2 separate regions of the Homo sapiens genome follow, and region 2 is linked to region 1. Evidence: read pairs that join two places in POLR2A ChIA-PET (ENCODE). Cell type or tissue: PC-3. All regions are shown on one strand.

The links. Peaks named below come from ENCODE experiments on the same cell type or tissue, not always from the same donor. Only the 100,000 strongest peaks of a DNase experiment are listed, where the experiment ranks them.
Region 2: POLR2A ChIA-PET joins it to region 1 with 14 read pairs; 2 of 35 experiments call an interaction of 5 or more read pairs at or near these places.

The regions. Positions count from the first base shown.
Region 1 is chr7:20,956,099-20,964,098 of GRCh38, reverse strand. All of the region lies in intron 2 of LINC01162 (long intergenic non-protein coding RNA 1162), which reads right to left. Among named protein-coding and RNA genes, the nearest start is that of LINC01162, 120 kb to the right of the region's middle. RefSeq lists enhancers at 1-438, 4,616-6,050. In PC-3, no CTCF peak of the experiment used is centred here; a DNase peak (open chromatin) is centred at 4,628; H3K4me3 peaks cover 444 bases; H3K27ac peaks cover 828 bases; H3K27me3 peaks cover 2,998 bases.
Region 2 is chr7:21,031,568-21,039,567 of GRCh38, reverse strand. No RefSeq gene overlaps it. Among named protein-coding and RNA genes, the nearest start is that of LINC01162, 200 kb to the right of the region's middle. In PC-3, no CTCF peak of the experiment used is centred here; no DNase peak of the experiment used is centred here; H3K27me3 peaks cover 509 bases.

The sequences.
Region 1 (8,000 bases):
GCCTGATGGCTTTACAATTGATGTGACATTCTCTGAGTGATAAAATAGCCTCTCATTTTACAAAAGTAAGTATTTTTCTTTTTTAGACTTAACCTGGATTATGTCAACACAAAATTTACGTTTAATTTTTTTCAACTTTTTTGACAAAGCTATTTCATGCCAGTGTGGGTGTAGTTGGTCTTGACATTTAAAAAATAACTGTATATTTCAGAGAATTAGAGCCAAGTTGATAAAAAATAATCCCTCCTCAAATATTGATCTGGTGCTTTCAAATGCAAATCATGCTCCAGATTTATGTCGAAAGCTGTTATACAGTGTGAGGTACAGTGTCTCTGACCAGAGCCTATTTCATTATCTTAGAGAAGGCTCCAAAAAGGCATCTGTGGATATTCTCCTGAGGACTGGTTGGAATTACAGATGCCATCACATGTCTATATCAATGTATTCCCAGCTAAAAGTTAGACACCCTGAAAATAATTGATAACTTCTGCTTTGGTTCCCATGTTTGAAGAAGCTATAAATTTGTCAGGCCTTGAGGAGAATTGGCTTATAGTGTAAACCTAATGATTTCTCAGTGAACTGGGAGGATCTCGTGGTGAGAGAACAAGAATAGAGTGTCAGAAAATCTAAGTTTAATTTTCATCTCTATATTGGCTGACTGAGAGAGTTATTTTAGGCCTGTATCTGTGAGGGCCGGTCTTCCTGTTTTGAGGGAATTGACATCATTTTGGCTTAAGAACAAGGTTGGATATTTATCCTTGTGAATGTCCTTGTCTTGCTTGAGTTCAGAGACCATGATTTCCATACCAGCAAAGAAAGAGCATCAGACATGCATGTATGGGAGATACTCATAGTAAAGAGGAAACAGTTTTATTATGAAGATTTTTATTAGTGAAAAGGCCTCTTGTGAAAATAGCAACTCCGTTTTGTAACAGCTTTTACTGTATCCCAGGGCTCATCTTTGATTCCTTCTGGTCTACAGAAAATAATTTCTCAAAAGGGAATTCAGAGTTGACGTGTAGCATTCAGATTTGTCTGTAACAATGGGACCCAAAGTATTGTGGTGACACATGACTCTGGGATTCTTCTTGAGATGCCCTCTCAAATCATTGCTAATATGGTGCTTCATTCTGTCAAGGGGTACTTCCCTCACATACTTTTCTCACTGCTACTTTGTACCAAACAACAGTATCAACTCCGGGAAAGAGTTTTATCGGCTGCCTCTTCTCATGATCATCTTGAAGAACATCAGCAAGCATTTCCCTACCGCTGGCGTCTCAGAGAGTATTATCTAAATCACTCAATGAGGGTTATCCCTAAGCAATGAGGGCATTGTCCAGGGGACTATGGCCCAATGTTGGCCATGTTGGCTCTTCAGAAACAAGTCCATTACTTGGCTGAAAGTAGAGGGGTTAGCCTCTGTGGGAGCGGCATAGTCCTTTTAGAAGGGTTTACATTTTCTGTAATGTGAAGCTTACAGAAGGATGTAATAATTCTCTCTCTGGATTTAGGTGGCCTGTGTGCAACCATTTTCTGAAGAAATGCATGCATTTTCTAACTGTTCTCTGACAGACTCCAAGAACAAGTCGCTACATGAAGGGAGTGACCTTTTGTTGCCATCCACAATATGACAGGGATGCTTCCATGGAAGGATGGCATCAGCGGTCTTGAGAGTAAATTATAGGCTAGGAATAGCAATAAGAGATTTGCTATCTCACCAGTACAAAACACTCAAAAGTTTGCAAGATCGCTTCCAGAGAAACAAACATTGAGAATTAGCTCCCCACACCCCCGTGTGTGCATGTGTGTGTGTTTAAGTATGTGTGTGTGTGACTCAGGATGTTTAAAGGAGTGATACACAAGAGGATGGGCAGAAACCATAGTTAATTTTGATAAATATAATGACCTGAGGGATTTTCTTTTCTCAGCCTTTGATTGGTACCACCGAAAACAATTATTACTGGTTAATTTAGTTGCTGGCATAGTGCATAGTAAATATTTTTGTTGTATCACTCTTTATTAACTGCAGAAAAAGCCTTTCAAATTTATTTATTAAGTTAGTCAAAATCACACACAGCAACTGTATTAACCATAAAGCATATAGTGTTAGAATCATCAAAAGTATTTCAAAGTCACTATTGTAGTCCTAATTCCTCACAGATAAATTAGAATTTAATGGAATTCACACCTCAGAGACTTGGATTTTAAAGATAAAGTTTCCCAGAGAGGAGGATTCAGAGTCTTTACTAGTTTGGGTTGAACTACGTATTTACATTAATTAGACTTGCCCCATCAAATATAATAACATGAGTAAAAGATGATGTAAATTCTTGTAAAACTACTCAACTGCACTTGCTACCATCAAGCAGGCAAAATGCATAAAAATCATAGCACCCCTTCGGGAGCAATGCCACTTAGCCAAATAGAAGTTTTTTAGCCCTCAAAGTATTTTAAGAAGACAATGAAATAATGATATTTATTTAAAAATCATAAGCACTTAAAAATATAAAAAAAGTTTCTCGAATGGCAGTTGTGCAACCACTTTGGGGTAAAATATGGGTTGAATTTTGGCTCTCATACTTATTAGCTGTGTAGCCAAAGGCAAATCACGTAATCTGAGTCCAAATTTTGTCATCTGTAAAATGGAGATAATAAAATCTTACAGAAATGTTTATGAGCAGTAAAAATATTGCATTAGAAGTAGCATATACTAGATGTTTAAATAAAAATCATTGGTTATTATGACTGTAGTTGTTTTTATTGTGAATGATGATGATGATCAGAAAATCTAACCTGGTAAGCATCCAAGATGATCTATGTTTGTGTTGTTTTCTATGGATAAAAATGAAAAATAGCTACTCTATTCAAATGAGGAGATCTGTATTAAAACATTTGAAAATGTGCCATAAAATTCAGGAAACTTTTAATATTATCATCAAAAAGAAAAAAATCCCTCAAAAGGTATTTTTCAAGCCAGGATGAAATCACATTGCAATTCATCGTCTCTTGGTCAATTATTACAAAGTACTTTTCAAGCTAGAATGAACAAAATTTGAAGGTTTTGCATGTGTTTAAAACAATGTAAATTGCTTAGTTTCTGTAAGCAATTCCACAAAATTAAGCAGAAAATTAAGAAGGAAGAATTTTCTACATTCTTCATTCTTGATAAACCTAGAAACCAGTGTAGAAGACCATAGAGGATGTCGTAGAAAAGCAGAGAGGGAAGTGGGGAGGAAGTCAGACTCACAGCCTAGACAGCTCCAGAGCATCTCTCAGCCCCCGAGCAGGGTTGCACAGCAAATGCAGATCCAGAAAAAGCTGGAGCCAATCCTAGACCAGCAGGATCCATGGTATCCCTCAGGGATCATTCATTTGGTGAAATTAGACAATTCTGAATGCTTCAGGAACGCTTGCTGGCTCTGTGGAGAGGAGTTAGGCCATTCTTTACTTTAGTGGAATGCTGGTGAACATTCCCAAGAACACCTCATACCTGCAAGATACCTTACATCTCTAAACCAGCCTCTAGTGGCCCCTAACTAGCCTGTGGTGGCTGTCTCCGGGCAGCTGGAGATGGCCATGGGGCCCTGTAATTCACTAGAGCTTAGTCAAAATGGTCACATTCCCCTGGAGGCGTATCACTATGTTTCAATAGCTCTGATCTGAGTCGAATTCTATTTACTCAACAAACCTTTTTGAGCACCTATTATGGACTATGCTTTATGGGGGATATATATATATATATATATATATATAATCATTGTCGCTCTCTTCAAAGAGCTTACAGTCTAGTATAAAAGATAAGGGGTACCCTATAGCAAACAAATATTTAAATAAAAGTTTATAAAAGACAAGTGCCATAAAAGAAATGAAAACACCATGGTTGGTAGAAGAGGTAGATAATGCATGTGAAACCATAGTACAGAACGCAATGGTTTTGATAAACTTTGCCCTTTCCTTTAAACCAAGTTGATAGTGGTATGGAATATTTGATGTTTGAGATCATACTTAAATGTTTAATTCGGTAAGCTTTGGATAGACAGGGGAAGTACTTCGAGGTGAAAGGAAAAGCATAAGAAGGAAGGAAGAAACAGAAGGAGGGAGGAAAGAACCTCGCCTAGGTTAGACAGCTCAAGTCCAGTTTGGTTGGAGTGCTGTAACAAGAGCATTCAGAATTCTAAACGAGATCGTGCTTGAGTTCACCTAAAAATCCTGCATGCTCTGGGTAAATGAGTTTCCCTGTTTATAACTTCATGCATCAAGCATTTCATAAAGCATGTCCTCAATTACTAAATTTTGCGTACATTGTAATTATACCTCATGTATGCTTGGGAATAACAATCCTGTACTTGAATTATCTTGAAAGGATGATACAAAGTTAGAAAAAGGCTGGTTTTTCATTCTTCCTTGGTCAAATCACACTCTAATAAAACCTAATGTTGTAATTTTATATATTCTTAATCTTTCAGGTTGAGTCTGAATTTGGCCCCAGGCCCTCTAGCTCTTTCAGGAAAGGCTGTTACTGAACAAATGAAGATTTAACCAGCTCAAGCATCAAACCGCACATTCCAGTTTGCTAAAAAGGTAAACAGTTCAAACAGGAAGTTATGATATGTACCCATCCACAGGTCAATGAAAGTTTTTATTTACATTGGAAAACCTTGTGTACACTGGACTAATAAACCCAATAAAATCAGATCTTTTGGTGTCAGTTGCCTCCTGTAGCTGTCTATAGTCAGTTGTCTGGACACTGCAGAACACTGAGCTTCTTTTTCTTTTGAATACCTGATCTTACAGTAACATGCCATTCTACAGCACACTGCGACATTTCAAAATCACCTGAGCGCTATCCCTATTTAAAACAAATGAAACAAAGATCAATTCCTCAGAAGCTGTAGATTACCCTTCAGTCACCACAAGATGATGACTCCAGGATCCTAAGACTTTCAGAGAACGATCTTGAGCCAAGATTAACAAATGTCATAGACCTAACAGATCTAACAGCCTTGCTGCTGTTGAACTACTTCATATATCGGTTCCCAAGTTTGGTGGGAATAAAAATATTGCACAGATGGGACTGTAACTGACCGTAGCCTGCTCCATTGTGTGTCCAACTATCTCTAATTACAGCAGCCCATGAAAGGAAGAGATTTGAAAGGGCAGGTGACAGGAGAGGAGAGGAACCTGTTTGACTTAAACAGCGCAGGATCCCTCACCATCAGGCCTGATGTACATCAGCCTGACAGCTAATTAGGGTAGACATGAATTTTTCCAATGTAACAGATGTTCGCTAATCAGGCCAGATTTGGAGCCCTTGCGCCAGCAACATTTCATGCACAATTTAACTATCTAAAAGGAATAAACTACTTAATGCATTGTACTGAAGGCACAGCTGTTTCACAATCAGAAAATTTGCTGTCAAAGATGTTCTCTTTAAAACTGACATGTTTTTATATAACTCTGATGGGGTGTTTATAATGTATTAATAGTTGTCAGCAAGAGCTGCTGTCATCATCAAGAAGTAAAATATTTCTGAAGGTATATTAAAATGAACAGGCTCCTTTCTCTTTTCCCCAAATCCATTCAGATAATTTAACTAGGTTGAATGTGGTCTGCTGGGTTCCAAAATGTATTTGAAACAAAGAACATCAATGTATGCTTTCAATTTATTCTAAATTTAAGACAAAAACCATGCCTTGCTTTTGGTTTAAAGGTTTAAAACAATCATAGTTCCACATTGGTTTACAAAGCTGGATTTTAAAAATCATTTTACTTTTATGCAAATTCACGAGGGGAACATCATTTCCACACCAAAAATGTTTTATTGGGTAAAATGAAGGTTTGACATCTTTATAAACACAAGCTAATTTGGTAAGGATGAAAAAGGATTTCTCTCTCTCTCTCTCTCTGCCTTTCTCTCTTTCTGTGTCTTTTCATTCTCCCTTGCACTTCATGTACAAAATGACCCTCTATTATAAGAAAAGACTTTTGCTAAATACGAACTTGAAACTTTGGTATTTTTTGACAGTTTAGTCTTGCATTTTTGTTGCTTGTATTTTTAAAATAGTAACACAAAACAATAATTACTACCCTACGAATATTGAAAAGTTTACATCGTTTAAAAATAGAAATTTGTAAGTCTTAAAACTCTGTGTTTGAAGTAGATGTTCAATATTATAAGCTGATGACTTCAAATTCTACAGTAAAGCAGGTTGTAGGGCTTTGTAATCTAGATCGTCTACATAATTTAGCAATTTGCTTATTCTGGTAACTATCAATTTTTTTCCCACAATTTTATGCTACATAATTTGTTTGCATTATTTTTCAACTAATAATGTTAAAAGTATAAATTATGCTTTTTCTGGCAAGAAAAATGGTAGGTAATGTAGTTTCTCTGGAGACTAGGTTACCATGACCCTCCTTTTCACGAGCTGGCCCAAGTGATTTGTGACCCCTGAGAGGTACTATGTTGAATTGATTTGCACCAGTAGCTCAGATCTTCTGGTAAATTCAAAGACACTAACATATTTTAAACCCAGTCTCACTTAAAGAACCATTTTCAGAATTAATAAGGAAGTCTGGGACTCTCTGCTATGGCTCATGAGCATTCTGATGTCACGACTTTTCCACTAAAAACTGGCTATAGACCAATTGTATAAAGAGTCATATTTTCAGAGGATGACAAACCATGCCACATCTAGAAAAGAGTTTTCCCATCTGTATTCCAAAGCAAATCAGTCCTGAGAGATAGTAAAAATTATTTTCACCAGAAGACTTAAAATGAAATGTCTTGATTCGCTCACTCCCTCTTTGGATATCCTATGTCAGTAGGTTGTTTGCCATCTTCAATGCCCATATCTCGAAAATACTTATCTTTGAATCTTCAAGACAATTTCATAACCATCAGTAGTTCTTTAATATAGGCATGTTCTGAACTAAACTGTAGATAAAGCTTTTAAAAAGAGTAAAGCTCCATATTATCACCCACTTCATCATTAAGTAATTCAACTTTGGATACCAATATTTTATAGGACAATGCAATTCTTAAAAGGTTATCTATAGATTGAGATTTCAATTAGAATTAAATCCATACCCTTTGCTACAAGCTAAACAACTCCACATTATCTGGCCTCTCCTACCTTCCAGCAGCATTGTATGCCCATTACCTCCCTGCTCACTGCAATCTAACCAACACTGATCCACTCTCTGAAACGTGAACACACCAAAGTCTTTCTCTTCTTAGGGCTTTTGACATACTTCTCTAGGCCTACAGTGTTCTTCCTTTGCTCTTGGCATGTCTGACTCCTTATTTTCACTCAAGATTCAGCATACAAACTTACAGTTAGAGAAGAAATAAGTTCTAATGCTTCATAGAAGAATAGTGACCATAGTTAGCAACAATATTTGTATATTTCAAACTAGAAGAGAGGACTTAAAATGTTATCAGCCCATAGAAATGATAGATACTCGAGGTGATAGATACTCCAAATAGCCTGACTTGATCATTACACAGTCTATGCATGAAGAAAATCCTCACATGTACCCCAAAAATATGTAAAATATTATATATCCATAAAATTAAAACTAAAAATTTAATTTATTTTCTGTCTTCTCACCTCCTTAAACCTTCTAGAACTGTGATGTCCAGGACAGTAATGACATGCTGTTACTTAAGTTTAAATTAATTAAAACAAAAATTAAATACAATTGCAAATTCCATTCCTCAGTTTTTCTCAATAGCACAGATATAAAACACTTTTGTCTCACAGAAAGTTCTGTTGAACAGTGCTGATCTAGAATATAATCTTTGAGAGCAAAAGAAAGCTCTGACTTTTTACCTCCATTTCTTTTTTTTATTATTTTTTATTTTATTTTTATTTTTTATTTTTTTTTAGACAGAGTCTTGCTCTGTCACCCAGGCTAGAGTGCAGTGGAGCAATGTCGGCTCACTGCAACCTCTGCCTCCCAGTTTTAAGCGATTCTCCTGCCTCTGCTTCCCAAGT
Region 2 (8,000 bases), 75 kb before region 1:
ACATAAAGCTACACTCTTTTAATCCTAAATATTGTAGAGATAATAAGGCATTGCTTCAGAAATTTTATTTGCCTCGATCAATCAGTCAATCACCAAAGACAAGGTCTACAAATTAACCCAATACAACAAAGACCAAAAAAAAAAAAAAAAAAAAAAAAAAGAAAATATGAACAAAGCCTCCAAGAACTCTGGGATTATGTTAAATGACCAAACCTAAGAATAATCAGTGTTCTGAGGAAGAAGACAAATTTAAACATTTGGAAAACATATTTGGGGGAATAATTGAGGAAAACTTCTCCAGCCTTGCTGGAGACCTAGACTTCCAAATACAAGAAACACAAACAACACCTGGGAAATTCATTGCAAAAAGATAACTGCCTAGGCACATTGTCACCAGGTTATCTAAAGTTAAGATGAAGGAAAGAATCTTATGAGCTGTGAGACAAAAGCACCAGGTAACCTATAAAGGGAAACCTATCCGATTAACAGCAAATTTCTCAGCAGAAACCCTACAAGCTAGAAGGGATTGGGACCCTGTCTTCAGCCTCATCAAAAAAAACAATTATCAGCTAAGAATTGTGTATTCGACAAAACTAAACATCATATATGAAGGAAAGATACATCATATATAAAGGAAAAATTCAGACAAACAAATGCTGAGAGAATTCGCCACCACTAAGCCACCACTACAAGAACTGCTAAAAGGAGCTCTAAATCTTGAAACAAATCCTGGAAACACATCAAAACAGAACTCCTTTAAAGCATAAATCTCACAGGACCTATAAAATAAAAATACAATTTAAAAAGCAAAAACAAAAAACAAATAACGTGATGAATGGAATGGAATGGTACCTCACCTCTGAATACTAACATTGAATGTAAATGGCCTAAATGCTCCACTTAAAAGATACAGAACTGCAGAATGGATAAGAATTCACCAAGCAACTAACTGCTGCCTTCAAGAGACTCACCTAACACATAGGGACTCACATAAACTTAAGTAAAGGGGTGGAAAAAGGCATTTCATGCAAATGGACACCAAAAACAAGCAGGAGTAGCTATTCTTATATCAGACAAAACAAACTGTAAAGCAACAGCAGTTAAAAAAGACAAAGAGGGACATTACATAAGGGTAAAAGGTCTTGTGCAACAGGAAAATATCACAGTCCTAAACATATATGCACTTAACACTGGAGCTTCCAAATTTATAAAACAATTACTAATAGACCTAAGAAATGAGACAGACAGCAACACAATAGTAGTGGGGGACTTCAATGCTCCACTGACAACAGTAGACAGGTCATCAAGACAGAAAGTCAACAAAGAAACAATGGGTTTAAACTACACCTTGGAACAAATGGACTTAACAGATGTATACAGAACATTCCATCCAGCAACCAGAGAATACACATTCTATTCAACAGTGCATGGAACTTTCTCCAAGATAGACCATATGATAGGCCACAAAACAAATCTCAATACATTTAAGAAAACTGAAATTATATCAAGGACTCCTTCAGTGGAATAAAACTGGAAATCAACTCCAAAAGGAACCTTCAAAACCAAGCAAATACGTGGAAATTAGATAACCTGCTCCTAAATGATCATTGGGTCAAAAATGAAATAAAAAATGGAAATTAAAAAATTCTTCCAACTAAATGATAATAATGACACAATCAATCAAATCCTCTGGGATACAGCTAAGGCGGTGCTAAGAGGAAAGTTCATAGCCCTAAATTCCTACATCAAAAAGACTGAAAGAGCACAAACACATTCTAAGGTAACACCTCAAGGAACTAGAGAAGCAAGAATCAACCAAACCCAAACCCAGCAGAAGAAAGAAAATAACCAAGATCAGAGCAGAACTAAATGAAATTGAAACAATGACAACAACAAAAAAAAGAGATAAATGAAACAAAAAGCTGGTTCTTTGAAAAAAATAAAATTGATAGACCATTAGCAAGATTCATCTAGAAAAGAAGAGAGAAAATCCTATTAAATTCAGTAAGAAACAAAATGGGAGATGTTACAACTGACACCACAGAAATACAAAAGATCATTCAAGGCTACTATGAATACCTTTGTGCACATAAACTTGAAAACCAAGAAAAGATGAATAAATACCTGAAAAATACAACCCTCCTAGCTTAAATCAGGAAGAATTAGATACCCAGAAGAATTAGATAACAGCAAGATTGAAATGGTAATTTTAAAATTACCAACAAAAAAAAGTCCAGGACCAGCTGGATTCACAGCAGAATTCTACCAGTCATTCAAAGAAGAATTGGTACCAATCCTATTGACACTACTCCACAAGATAGAGAAAGACGGAACCCTCCCTAATTCATTCTATGAAGCCAGCATCACCATAATACCAAAACCAGGAAAGGACATAACCAAAAAAGAAAACTATAGACTCATATCCCTGATGAACATAGATGCTAAAATCCTTAACAAAATGCTAGCTAACCAAATCCAACAACATATCAAAAAGATAATCCACCATGATCAAGTGGGTTTCATACCAGGGATGCAGGAATGGTTTAATACACACATGTCAATAAATGTGATGTACCACGTAAACAGAATTAAAAACAAAAAATCACTTGATCATCTCAATAGATGCAGAAAAAGCATTTGATAAAATCCAGCATTGCTTTATGATTAAAACTCTCAGTAAAATCGGTGGACAAGGGACATACTTCAACATAATAAAAGCCATCTATGACAAAAGCACAGCCAACATAATACTGAATGGGGAAAAGTTGAAAGCATTCCCTCTGAGAATGGAAAAAGACAAGGATGCCCACTCTCACCACTCCTCTTCAACATAGTACTGGAAGTCCTAGCCAGAGCAATCAGACAAGAGAAAGAAATAAAGGGCATCCAAATTGGTAAAGAAGAAGTCAAACTGTCACTGCTGATGATATGATCCTTTACCTCAAAAACCCCAAAGACTTCTCCAGAAAGCTCTGAGAACTGAACAAAGAATTCAGCAAAGTTTCCAAATAGAAGATTAATGTACACAAATCAGTAGCTCTCCTATGCGCCAACAGCGACCAAGCAGAGAATCAAATCAAGAACTCAACCCCTTTTACAATAGCTGCCAAAAAAAACAAAAACAAAAAAAACACTTACGAATATACCTTACCAAAGAGGAGAAAGACTTCTACAAGGAAAACTACAAAACACTGCTGAAAGAAATCATACATGACACAAACAAATGGAAACATATCCCATGCTCATGGATAGGTAGAATCAATATTGTGAAAATGACCACACTGCCAAAAGCAATCTACAAATTCAACTAAATCACCATCAAAATACCACCATTATTCTTCACAGAATTAGAAAAAAAAAATTCTAAAATTCATATGGAACCAAAAAAGAGCCTGCAAAGCAAGACTAAGCAAAAAGAACAAATCTGGAGGCATCGCACTACCTGATTTCAAGCTATACTCTAAGTCCATAGTCACGAAAACAGCATGGTACTGGTATAAAAATAGGCACATAGACCAATGGAACAGAATAGAGAACACAGAAATAAACTCACATACTTACAGCCAGCTGATCTTCGACAAAGCAACAGAAACATAAAGTGGGGAAAAGACACCCTTTTCAACAAATAGTGTTGCGATAACTGACTAGCCACCTGTAGGGGAATGAAACTGGATCCTCATCTCTCACCTTATACAAAAATCAACTCAAGATGGATTAAGGACTTAAATCTAAGACCTGAAGGTATAAACGTTCTAGAAGATAACATTGGAAAAACCCTCCTAGACGTTGGCTTAGGCAACGATTTCATGACCAAGAACCCAAAAGCAAATGCAATAAAAACAAGGATAAGTAGCTGGGACTTAATTAAACTAAAGAGCTTTTTGCACAGCAAAATGAACAGTCAGCAGAGTAAACAGACAACCCACAGAGTAGGAAAAAGTCTTCAAAATCTATACATCTGACAAAAGACTAATATCCAGAATCAACAATGAGCTCAAACAAATCAGCAAGAAAAATGCAAACAATCCCATCAAAAAGTGGGTTAAGGAGATGAATAGATAATTCTCAAAAGAAGATAGACAAATGGACAACAAACATGAAAAAATGCTCAACATCACTAATGATCACAGAAGTGCAAATCACAACCACAATGCGATACCTAACCTTACTCCTGTAAGAATGGCCATAAGCAAAGAAGCAAAAAACAGTGGATGTTTGCATGGATGTGGTGATCAGGGAACACTTTTACACTGCTGGCGGCAATGTAAACTAGTACAGCCACTATGGAAAACAGTGTGGAGATTTCTTAAAGAGCTAAAAGTAGACCCACCATTTGATCCAGCAATCCCACTACTGGGTATCTACCCAGAGGAAAAGAAGTCATTATACAAAAAAGACACTTGCACACACATGTCTATAGCAGCACGATTCGCAATTGCAAAATTGTGGAACCAGCCAGGTGCAGTGGCCCACATCTGTAATCTCAGCACTTTGAGAGGCCGAGGCATGCGAATCACCTGAGGTCAGGAGTTGGAGACCAGCCTGGCCAACATGGTGAAATCCCGTCTCTACAAAAATTAGCTGGGCATGATGGTGGGTGCCTGTAATCCCAGCTACTCAGGAGGCTGAGGTTGTAGAATCCCTTGAACCCAGGAGATGGAGGCTGCAGTGAGCTGAGATCGTGCCACTTTACTCCAGCCTAGGTGACAGAGCAAGAGTCCATCTCAAAAAAAAAAAAAAAAATCATGGAACCAACCCAAATCCCCATCAATCAACTAATGAGTGAAGAAACTGTGGTGTGTATATATATATATACATGGAATACTACTCAACCATAAAAAGAAATGAGTTAACAACATTCACAGCTACCTGGGTGAGATTGGAGACTATTACTCTAAGTGTAGTAACTCAGGAATGGAAAACCAAACATCGTATGTTCTCACTGATATGTGGGAGCTAAGTTATGAGGACGCAAAGGCATAAGAATGATACAACGGACTTTGGGGACATTAGGGGAGGGTGTGAGGGAGGCAAGGGATAAAAGACCACAAATAGGGTGCAGTGTATACTTCTTGGGTGATGGATGCGCCAAAATTGTGCACCAAAATGGGTGCACCCAAATTTGTGCTTTTAATCACAAAAGTGTTTAAACAGGCAAATAGCACATCGTGAAACATGGAAACACTATATTACAATTAACTAGTACAATAATATTCCATATAAAAATATTTGTCTATAAAAATAATGTTAAAAAATGAAAAAATGAGGACTTTCATTTTCATTATAGAATTTTATTGAAAAGAATTTAATCTTTAAGTCTTCTTTAAATCAGAAGTTGCAAACTGTATGGCAGCAGGCAGAATTCAGCCCATAGGTATGCTTTACATGTTTTTTGTTTGTTTTTGAGACAGGGTCTCACTCTGTCACCAAGGCTGGAGTGCAGTGGTGCAATCTGGGCTCACTGCAACCTCCACTTCATGGATTCAAGTGATTCTCCTGCCTCAGTCTTCAGAGGAGCTGGGATTACAGGTGCCAGCCACCATGCCCGCTAATTTTTTCTTGTATTTTTAGTAGAGGCAGGGTTTCACCAGGTTGGCCACACTGGTTTCGAACTCCTAATCTCAAGTGAGACACCTACCTCAGCCTCCCAAAGTGCTGGGATTATAGGCGTGAGCCCCTGTGCCTGGCCTATATGTGTGTTTCTAAATTAATTGCCAACAGTCAAAAATAGAATGAGTTCACATAATTCTGGCTCCTCTTGAAAAATCTGAAGGCCCTGGATCACTGGGTCCTCTGGCCCTCACTGAATTATGAGAGGTTGCAGCTTTAAGACAAGCTGTGGATTTTTCCATCACTGTTGCTGCCCTACTGCCCTAGGCTGTGGGTTTGCAAATCCTGCATTACGTAGTAAGGTCTCTTTTTGTATTTTTCTTATGATTTGAATTAGATGAATTTGTCAAGCTAATCTTCCCCAGAATATACTCACTGCTTAAAATCATTTTCAATTACATTGTTTACTCATTTGTTCTTAGAGACTCCCATTTTTCTTTTATCAGTGTTCTAATTATCAGGTTAGTAATTTCCTCCAAATTTCACTCCTCTTAATTGGTCAGCCTCTTCTTTCTTCAAAAATATATGAAGATATTCTAGAACAAACACATTTTATCTATTAAATGAATAAAAACCAATTGAAATAGATGATAAACACAAACTCATGTAGAAAATCATCAGCGAAAGGTGTATATTCAATATTAAAAGATTACAAGTTGTATGTTCAATATTAAAAGATTACAAGGCTTCATCATATTCCTCCAGCATATGTGATTTGATTACAGACACTGGATCTTGTTGGTCTAAAATACATTTGTATGAGCATGCTTTCCACCAAAGACTGGGCCACTTACATTGCGTGGGTTTAAAAGTAGGAAGATAATGCCACCCCAGCATGCACTGAATTATGCTGGAGACAGCTCTGTTTAGCATCACTTGGAAAGTCTTATGCCCACCCTACTACTTCTGGAGTTCTTCAAGCATACTCCTCTGGACATTCGTTCTTGCACTTCTCCACTTGTCCTTGTGCTTCTCCACTTGTCCTGGAATGTTCTCTCTTCAGATATTCACGTGGTTTACTTCCCCGCTTCTTTCAGTCTCTACTCAAGTGTCTTTTCTTTAGAGAGACTCTCATGCACCACTATCAAATAGCAGCCCCAGTACTATCAACCTACTTAGCCTTTGTTACGACTTTTCTCAATAACATTCATTGCTACCTGACACATAGTTAGGAATATCTGTTTCTACTTTCATGTCCCCTTTTGAATGTAATTTTGTGAAGAAAGAGACTTATTTTATCCCAGTGCCTCAAATAATGCCCATAACATTGTAGGAAATATTTGAGGAATGAATTGCTCGATAAGTCTCTAAGTTGTTGCAATTCTATTACTTCTTGTTCCAACATTGGACCTTCAAGAGAGAATTGATGACCATCCTTGTTCATTAAAAGAGACCACTACATTTCCCCACATGAGTTCACGTATGGCTGCAGGGAGAAGCCTAATAACCTAGGATGTGGGTATCTTTTCCTATTTTCTGTCTGTTTTTCCTATTTCCTAACTGTTTTCGAACTCAGTGCTTTTCACATGTCATCCTCTTCATCACGTGTGGATTACTATTCACTAAGCTACTTTTTCACAAATGTGATTTTATATGATAGTTGGGTAAAGAAAATGTTGATGCATCATTCTAACATCCTCTTTGCAGTGGTTAGCACAGAAGGGGAGAAGCGCCGCCCCCCAGACACACCCCTTCATACATACATCCCCCACTTCATCCTTTGAAGGATGGCTAGCTGGCTTCCCTCTTATCAGAATATCATGCAAGGAAAGCCAAGTGGTGAAAAAGAATGGCAAGAGAATTTCAATTCTTTTTCTAAAATACTTTAACTTGTACTTGTCTGTGCTGTAAACATATACAACCCCACCAAGGTGAAACATCAAGGATTCAATGGCTGGTTTTTCAGAAAATGTTGACACAATGGCTACATTTTGAGAAATCAAGAGCCTATTTATAAAAAGCACATCAAGCAGCAGATTCAAAGCATGCTCAGTGAAATAGCCAACCTTTTTGCCCTCCCCTGGAGCCCTTTCAGACCAGCCTAGTTTATCAGTGAGCTGAGCTGCCAGGAATATATATATATATATATATATATATATATATATATATATATATATATCAGAGGGTAAAGTAGACAACTTATTTTCATTCAAAAGTAGTCATAGCACAGAAGTAACTCTCACCCTCACTCAACTTATTCTGTCATCCTTAACTTGAGAAAATAACTTATTTTTCTCTCAAAGAAAATACTCTCTGTCACATGTTATAACTAGGCAGGCTTCTGAAGTGCTTTAGAAAAATACTATTCTGAGCATATTCAATGTACAGAGTCCTTAAACAGCTTAATACACATATAGATTACAGAAGATTTAACATATTGCTATTATATA